Regions from separate parts of the Homo sapiens genome. Here region 2 is linked to region 1. The links are chromatin contacts, found by Hi-C or POLR2A ChIA-PET in ENCODE. All regions are on one chromosome and are shown on one strand. The core of a region is the stretch at or near the end of the contact, and the rest is flanking DNA. Distances in the headings are between cores, read along the strand shown.

Region 1 (4,499 bases), core at 1,054-3,553:
CTGGGTGCAAGTGATCCTCCTTAGCCTCCAAGTTGCTGGGACTACAAGCTCATGCCTGGTAAGAACATGCTTTATAAAGTGGCAAATCTAGTTTTTTCCCTATTACACCTTTTAGAAGAGTGTTTCCTTTTCTGGTTGAACTAAATATTTCCCTCCTCTCACTCTCATATAAAACCCATTGAGGGCTGGGCGCGGTGGCTCACGCCTGTAATCCCAGCACTTGGGGAGGCCGAGGCAGGTGGATCACGAGGTCAGGAGATCGAGACCATCCTGGCTAACACGGTAAAACCCTGTCTCTACTAAAAATACAAAAAAATTAGCCGGGCATGGTGGTGGGCACCTGTAGTCCCAGCTACTCGGGAGGCTGAGGCAGGAGAATGGCGTGAACTTGGGAGGCGGAGCTTGCAGTGAGCCGAGATCATGCCACTGCACTCCAGCCTGGGCGACAGAGCGAGACTCCATCTTGAAAAAAAAAAAAAAAAAAAAAGCAAAAACAAAAACAAAAAAACCCATTGAGATATTGATTTAAAAATTTAATTAAAAACATAACCCATTTCCCAGAGGAAAAAAAGTGCAGCTCGCTGCCAGCACTCCTTTAATTTTACATAAACATGTTCTTTGAGGCTGAAGCAAATCTGACTGATTTTCAATATGAGAAAATATAAAACGGTTCTTGGAGTTATTTCTAAACAGAACTTGTCTCTAATCTTAATGTAACAGAAATGTCTATAATGTTACATTAGGATTAGAGAATAGATTATTCTTGGGACAAATGGAAAAATGGGTTAAAATCCATAAATTAAGAAATCAATACTTTCGTATTTTTCCTTTCCGGGCAGGTATGGGATCTCCTTTTCCATTTGCTCAAATCTTTTTTTTTCTTTTTGAGACAGAGTCTCGCCCTGTCACCCAGGCTGGAGAGTAGTGGCACGATCTCGGCTCACTGCAACCTCTGCCTCCCAAGTTCAAACAATTCTTGTGCCTCAGCCTCCTGAGTAGCTGGGATTATAGGCACACACCACCATGCCCGGCTAATTTTTGTATTTTTAGTAGAGACGGGGTTTCACCATGTTGGCCAGGCTGGTCTCGAATTCCTGGCCTCAAGTCATCTGCCCACTTCGGCCTCCCAAAGTGCTGGGATGACAGGCATGAGCCACTGCGCCCAGCCAATTTGTTCAAATCTTTTATATTGTCCTTTCTTCATCTTTATCCTGTATTATTTTTGTGACGATGGTTCCTGATTTCTGTATCACAGAGTTTTGTTGTGTTAGTTATGGCTACTATGAATAGCATATTTACCCTGAATCCAGATACTTTAGTGAAATTGATTGGTAGGTTTTTAAATTGTTTTATTCATTGTGTGCAATTTCGTCCTCTACAAATTATGGTCATTTAAAAAAATTATGTCTGCTCAGTTCTGGAAGCATGAAAAAAATTATGTCTAAAATCATACCTCTTGTTTCGGTTTTAAATCTTATTCTATTGACCAGGGCTTCTAGACTAACATTAAATATTTAACAATGGTATTATCCGACATCTATGTTTAATAGATTTCCTAATATAAAATCATCCTTGCTTTCCTGTGGTAAAACCTACTTGGTTGTGATGAATTATTCTTTCAGCATAACGTTGAATTCGATTTGCTAGGTTTGCTTTGTTTCGTTTTCTGAATTCTTGCCATCTGTGTTCATGAGTGAAATTGGGCTATGTTTTTGGTTGGTTTTATTTTGCAATGTCTTCATCAGTTTGGATTATTTATTGTGTTCTAGCCACATAAAATGAAATAGCAGGTAACTGAGTATTCATTGACAAATTTTATGGTGCCATAACTTTTGGGGGGAAGCAATTCTTTGATAACTTAAGAAAAAATTTAGGCCAGGTGCGGTGGCTCATGCCTGTAATCCCAGCACTTTGGGAGGCTGAGGCAGGTAGATCACTGGAGGTCAGGGGTTCGAGACCAGCCTGGCCAACATGGTGAAACCCCGTCTCTACTAAAAATACAAAAATTAGCCAGGTGTGGTGGCGCACGCCTGTAATCCCAGCTACTCGGGAAGCTGAGGCAGGAGAATCACTTGAACCCAGGAAGCGGAGGTTGCAGTGAGCCGAGATCGCACCACTGCACTCCAGCCTGGGCAGTAGAGCTAGACTGCATCTCAAAAAAAAAAAAAAAAAAAAAAAAAAAAACCAAAACAGTGTGTGACTGGCTGTGACGTAAGGCAGTCAGACCTCTCCTTCGAAATGGGCCGTGATTCATCTTTATTTTTGTAGGGCTGTGTCACGTTAGAACCACTACAGCAAAAGTTTTCATTGGAAATCTAATAATGTTTTTTTAGTCTGCCATCTGGAGTCTGTGCTCCTTGTATGTCTTTATTGTTCAAGACTAAGAGTGGTGTGTGTGTCTGTGTTGGGGGGATGGGGTTTGGTAATTTTGCTAACATGGCTCTAAGAATCTGTCCCGCTTCCCAAAACCTCATTTTTCTCTGCTTTAGCAGTAGCCCAACACTGAAAACAGGGTACTGCTTTTTTAGAGGAGTTCTGATTTGGATTCCTTTTCTTTCTTTTTTTTTAGGCCAAAATTTTCATTTATAAATAGCTTCTGTGGTACACAACATGCAAATATTTTTGGTTTCATGATATTACACCAGAGTTGCAGAGTTGTAGCTGTTTTTTTTTTTTTTTTTTTTGAGGCAGTCTCGCTGTGTCACCCAGGCTGGAGAGCAGTGGTGCGATCTTGGCTCACTGTAACCTCCACCTCCCGGGTTCAAGCAATTCTCTTGTCTCAGCCTCCTGAGTAGCTGGGATTACAGGCGCCCACACCACACCTGGCTAATTTTTGTGTTTTTAGTAGAGACGGGGTTTCACCATGTTGGCCAGGCTGGTCTCGAACTCCTGACCTCAAGTGATCTGCCCTCCTCCTCAGCCTTTCAAATGCTGGGAATACAGGCATGAGCCACCACACCCGGCTGAACTTTTATTATTTTAAAAACATTTTTATTTATAGTAAAAGTCACACATAAAATGAAATTTGCTGTTTTTAGAAAGAATGTTTAAAAAGATGTGTACCATGTTGCCCAGTACAGTGGCTATTCAGAAACAGCCATAGTACACCACAGCCTCAAACTCCTGGGCTAAAGGGATCCTCAAGCTTCAGCCTCCCAAGTAGCTGGGGCTACAGGAACACACCACCACATCTGGCTTGCCTCCTTCTCCTTCTCTTTCTCCTTTTCCTTCTCCTTCTCCTCCTCCTTCTTCTTTTTTTTTTTTTGAGACAAGAGTCTCACTCTGTCACCCAGGCTAGAGTGCAGTGGCATGATCTTGGCTCACTGCAATTTCTGCCTCCTGAGTTCAAAGCAATTCTCCTGCCTCAGCCTCCTAAGCAGCTGGGATTACAGGTGCATACCACCATACCTGGCTAATTTTTGTACTTTTAGTAGAGACGGGGTTTCACCATGTTGGCCAGTCCCGAACTCCTGACGTCCAGTGATCCTCCTACTGCGGCCTTCCAGAGTGCACAGGCATGAGCCACTGTGCCTGGCTTGTTTTCTTCTTTTTTTAAATTTAATGAGTTTAGGCAGGGTTTCTCAGCCTCAACAGTGTTAGCATTCTGGGCTGAACCCCTCTCCGTGGTGGGGACTGCCCTGTACATTACAGGAAGCTTAGTAGCATCCCTGGCCTCCACTCAATACCAGTAGCAACCCCAAGTCATGACAACCAAAAATGTCTCCGGATACTGCCAAGTGCTGGGATCACAGGCATGTGCCACCATGCCCAGCTGATTTATTTTTATTTTATTATTTTTGAGACAGTCTCGCTCTGTCGCCCAGGCTGGAGTGCACTGGCACGATCTCAGCTCACTGCAACCTCTGCCTCCCGGGTTCAAGTGATTCTCCTGCCTCAGCCTCCCAAGTAGCTGGGATTATAGGTGCACGCCACTATGCCTGGCAAAGTTTTGTATTTTTGTAGAGACGGGGTTTCACCATGTTGGCAGGCTGGTCTCGAACTCCTGACCTCCAGTGATCCACCCGCCTGGGCAATATAGCAAGACCCCATCTCTACCAAAAATTTAAAAAAATTTAGCCGGGGGTGGCGGCATGTTCTTGTAGTTCTGGCTACTCACGAGGCTAAAGTGGGAGGATCATTTGAGCCCAGGAGTTGGAGGCTGCAGTGAGCTACGATCACACCACTGCACTCCAGCCTGGACAACAGGGCAAGGCCTCATCTCTTAAAAAAAAAAAAAAAAACAAAATAAAATAAAAAGTGAATAAGTGAAAGTAATAAAATGTAAGATACAGTTGGAGTTCTCTTTGTCATCTTCCCTTGCTATATTCTCCTCCCTTCTTCCCAGAGGTAACAACTCTCTTAGGTTTGGTACATAAACTTCCAGCCCTGCATGTATTTTGACACATAACCTTGTACACACGTCAATGCCAGATACAGGTTCAGTATCCCTTATTCAAAATGCTTGGGACCAGAAGTGTTTCCCACTTGGGATTTTAGAA
Region 2 (4,499 bases), core at 957-3,456, 950 kb before region 1:
CTTTTCTGGGATCAGTGAGCCAAAGCTAATGAACAGGCTCCTTGGTCAATCCAGGTCAGTACTGGGGGCGTTTGATGGGGAGGTGTGGGTGAGAACAGGATGTTCGAGGCATGAGTAGGATCCCAAAGAGGAAGTGTCCCTCAGCTGAGGGGGTGGGTGAGTGTGAAGAGGAGCTGTGGAGGAGAGAAGGGGCTCCACTGAAACAAAAGTTGGGCCGGTGTAGTGTGGCTCATGCCTGTAATTCCCATGCTTTGGGAAGCCAATGTGGGAGGATTGCTTAAGGGCAGGAGTTTGAGACCAGCCTGGGCAACATAGAGACCCCATCTCTACAAAAACAAACAAACAAAACCAGACCTGGCGGCACGTGCTTTCGGCCCCAGCTACTTGGGAGGCTGAAGTGGGAGGATCGATTGAGCACAGTTCTAGGATGCAGTGGGCTATGATGGTACCACTGCATTCCAGCATGGGTGACCCTGTCTCAAAAAAACAACAAGGCCAGGTGCAGTGGCTCATGCCTGTAATCCCAACACTTTGGGAGGCCGAGGCAGGCAGATCACTTGAGGTCAGGAGTTCGAGACTAGCCTGGCCAACATGGTGAAACCTCCTCTCTACTAAAAATACAAAAATTAGCCAGGCATGGTGGAGGGTTCCTGTAATCCCAGCTACTCGGGAGGCTGAGGCAAGAGAATTGGTTGAACCTGGGAGGTGGAGACTGCAGTGAGCCGAGATCGCACCACTGCAGTCCAGCCTGGGCAACAAGAGCAAAACTCCATCTCAAAAAAATAAAAATAAAAATTAAGCCAGGCGTGGTGGCTCATGCCTATAATCCCAGCACTTTGGGAGGCTGAGGCGGGTGGATCACGAGGTCAGGAGATCGAGACCATCCTAGCTAACACGGTGACACCCCGTCTCTAGGAAAAATACAAAAAATTAGCCAGGCGTGGTGGTGGGCACCTGTAGTCCCAGCTACTCCGGAGGCTAAGGCAGGAGAATGGTGTGAACCCGGGAGGCGGAGCTTGCAGTGAGCCAAGATCGCGCCACTGCACTCCAGCCTGGGTGACAGAGCGAGAATCCGTCTCAAAAAAAAAAAAAATAGAGTGACCAGGGCTGCAGGGTGGGAGGTGAGTGGAGAGAACGGAGCAAAACAGAGTCCGGTTCCGAGATGAGGGTGTCTGGAGTCTGGGGGACCCAGGGAAGGGAGGAGGGGGAGGCAGAGGATGGGAAGGTCTACCCCCCAGGCCTGGACTATGCTGGGCAGGCGGGCCTGGCTCGGTGCCCATCTCTGGGCAGGGAGCACAGGGTGAAAGCAGATCTGGAGGGAAGATGTGGCATTGGATGTTAGAAGGTGCAGATCTCCAGGGGGCTGTGGGAGGTGCACATAGAGGAAGCTCAGAGTGTGTGTCTGGGCTGGAGACAGGATGTCCTTGGTGTCTGCTCAGAAGGGAGGTGCACGGTAGTTGAAGGCCCCTTGGGTAAAGACAGGAGGAAGTATGGGGAGAAGCTAGTCCCAGCTGCAAGGCAGACACCTGGTTGGGGTGTGTTTCATCTCTCATGCCACTGTACTCCAGCCTGGGCGATAGAGTGAGACTCTGTCACAAAAAAAAAAAAAAAAAAAAAAAAGACAGGGTCTCACTCTGTTGCCCAGGCTGGAGTACAGTGGCATAATCATAGCTCACTGCAACCTCCAGCTCTCAGGCTCAAGCCATCTTCAGCCTCCCAAGTAGCTGGGACTACAGGTTCATGCCACATTTTAAATTTTGTTAGAGATGGGGTCCCACTAAGTTGCTCAGGCTGCAGACACTATTTGAAATGAACTCATCTGATCCTGCAACAGCCTTGTGAGGTGGGTCCTCTTAATTCCTCTTTGACAGGTGAGGAAACCGAAGCCCAGAGAGGTTAGGACACTGGCCCAAAGTCACACAGCCTGTGAGCCGCTGGAACCAGAACCTAGGAGCTGTGTTTCTGCTTTCGTGCAGACAGATGCATTTTCCTTTAATACTTCACTTTTTAGATGCAGAAGGGCAGGATCAGGGAGGTGGAGCGACTTGCCCAAGGTCTGGCAGTGAGTTAGTGGCCTTCCAAGCCTGTGTGTCTGAGCAAGGCTATGGGCTCTAGTTGAGAACGGGCAAAAACAGCGGTCTTGAAGGAAGCCTGCCTGATATCCGTGTCAGTGAGGATGTGGGCTGCCGGGCTGGGCGGTGGAGGAGGGTGGCTGGAGATAGGCTGGGGCATGTCAAGTCTGAACATTTAGAGTATGAACTAGACATAAGACAGCCCTGACTGGGCACGGTGGCTCATGCCTGTAATCTTAGCACTTTGGGAGGCTGAGGTGGGCAGATTGCCTGAGTTCAGGAGTTCGATACCAGCCTGGGCAACACGGTGAAACCCTATCTCTACTAAAATACAAAAAATTAGCCGGGCGTGGCGGCGTGTGCCTGTAATCCCAGCTACTCGGGAGGTTAAGGCAGGATAATTGCTTGAACCCGGGAAGCAGAGGTTGCAGTGAGCCGAGATGGTGCCACTGCACTCCAGCCTGGGTGACAGAGCGAGACTCCATCTCAAAAAAAATAAAAAAATAAAAAAATAAAAAATAAAAGAAATAGCCCTAACCCCACCCCCTTGTGACATCCCCAACTAGGCTGGACTTCCCCCATGTCTGCAACAGGCTGGGGCATCCTCCGGAAATGAGTGCGGGAGGGAGGCCAGGGCTGGGCCAGCAGAGTTGGGGGAGGGGATGGGAGTGCAGGGCTGGGGACACAGGAAGAGGCTGCAGGAAAAGAGGGGCAGTGTCCAAGCTCAGGGTCTCGGGACCTTTGGGGTTTCTGCCTTGTCCCCCTGCAACTCTGGAGGAGCAAGAGGCCTGGGGTTTCTCAGTTCTTTCCAGCCCAGGAGTCCCCTGGGGTGGCTCAGGGAGTGGGGACTTCCCTGGAGGAAAGGACCATGGAGTGAGCATCTAAACTTTTGCATTTGACTCAGAGCTTTGTCTCTTATTTTGTAAAACCCCAGTGTATGTGTGATATGTGTGCACTGACTACAAAAAAAAAAAAAAGAAAAAAGAAAGAAAAGAAACCTAGGCCAGGCACGGAGGCTCGTGCCTGTAATCCCAGCACTTTGGGAGGCCAAGGTGGGCGGATCACCTGAGGTCAGGAGTTTGAGACTAGCCTGGCCAACATGAGAAAACCCCATCTCTACCAAAAATACAAAAATTAGCTGGGCTTGGTGGCGGGTGCCTGTAATCCCAGCTACTCAGGATGCTGAGGCAGGAGAATCGCTTGAACCTGGGAGGCAGAGACTGCAGTGAGCTGAGATCATGCCACTGCACTCCAGCCTGGGCAACAGAGCGAGACTCAGTCTTAAAAAAAAAAAAAAAAAAACGAAAAACCCAAAAAACCTACTATCCCCATATATAACCAATTTGTGCTGTGCACCAACAAGAACCTGCTTTAAATTTCCATTGCAATTTACAACCCCCATATTATACCAGGCAAGGTTAGTGGCTGTTGAAAATACCACCAGGACAGGGCTATCTAAAGACACATTCAGTAGTGCATTAACTGTACAAAAAAAAAAAAAGACACTGTGTAGTTTCAAAACAAATCTTACACAGCCTTACATTTCAATTTTTTCTTTTCTTTCTTTTTTTTTTTTTTGAGACTGGGTCTCACACTGTCGCCCAGGCTAGTGTACAGTGGCGTGATCTCAGCTTGCTGCAACCTCCGCCTCACAGGTTCAAGCGATTCTCCTGCCTCAGGCTCACGAGTAGCTGGGACTACAGGCACAAGCCACCACGCCCGGCTAATTTTTGTATTATTAGTAGAGATGGGGTTTCACTATGTTGGCCAGGCTGGTCTTGAACTCCTCACCTTGTGATTCACCCACCTCGGCCTCCCAAAGTGCTGGGAGTACAGGCATGAGCCACTGTGCCCGGCCTCAGTTTTTTTCTTTAAAAAGAGTGAATTGTGTACAAGGGGGTTAAATGCTTAATGGAAAAGAAAAATGAAAGAAAGAAAGAAGAAAAAGAAAGAAAGAAAGAACGAAGGAAAAAGGAAGGAAGGAAGGAACTGCTAGAACCAACTTATTCATCATCGTCTTCTTAATCTTCCCAGCCCAAAGCCTCCTGGGCCCCTAGATCCGGGTAGGGGTGGGAGGGAGGGTCTGAAGGAGAGGGATGCTTCCCAGAGCAGAGGCATTCAAGCTGAATCTCAAAGAACAAGAATGTGCCAGGGGCAGTCAGGCAATTATGCAAAGCTGACTGCAGGTGCAAAGGCCCAGAAGTTGGAAGCTGCACCTTCAGGGCCCAAGGTTAATGATGTGAGAAGCAGCAAGAGCAGGTAGAGATCAGGCTGCAAGACAACCAGAGCTGAAGTAGAGAAAGTCCTTGGGAGTCTCAATAAAGACTTTGATCTAATCTTGGGGGTAATAGGGAGCCATGGGAGAGTTTAGAGCAGGAAGGAACATAGTCTTAGTTGTGTGCCCCAGGAATTCCCCTGGTTGCTTTA

What was found. A loop is a pair of places that touch in the nucleus more often than their neighbours do. ChIA-PET counts read pairs that join two places held with the same protein, here RNA polymerase II (POLR2A). Pooled maps may share reads with other maps.
Region 2: a loop to region 1 is called in a pooled map, with 3 times the contacts of the local background. The contact joins two enhancer-like sites. A Hi-C loop is called at or near these places in 1 of 50 pooled maps. POLR2A ChIA-PET finds 5 or more read pairs at or near these places in 3 of 52 experiments (AG04449, PC-9 and activated CD4-positive, alpha-beta T cell).

What each region holds. Positions count from the first base shown.
Region 1 is chr19:7,240,920-7,245,418 of GRCh38, reverse strand. All of the region lies in intron 2 of INSR (insulin receptor), which reads left to right. Among named protein-coding and RNA genes, the nearest start is that of INSR, 51 kb to the left of the region's middle. Within about 2 kb of position 2,303, at least 11 of the 41 ENCODE cell types and tissues checked have a DNase peak (open chromatin) inside an H3K27ac peak, as active enhancers do.
Region 2 is chr19:8,192,343-8,196,841 of GRCh38, reverse strand. No RefSeq gene overlaps it. Among named protein-coding and RNA genes, the nearest start is that of CERS4, 15 kb to the left of the region's middle. RefSeq lists enhancers at 1,287-1,386, 769-1,622, 1,997-2,046, 2,487-2,606, 2,897-2,986 and 1 more. Within about 2 kb of position 2,206, at least 16 of the 41 ENCODE cell types and tissues checked have a DNase peak (open chromatin) inside an H3K27ac peak, as active enhancers do.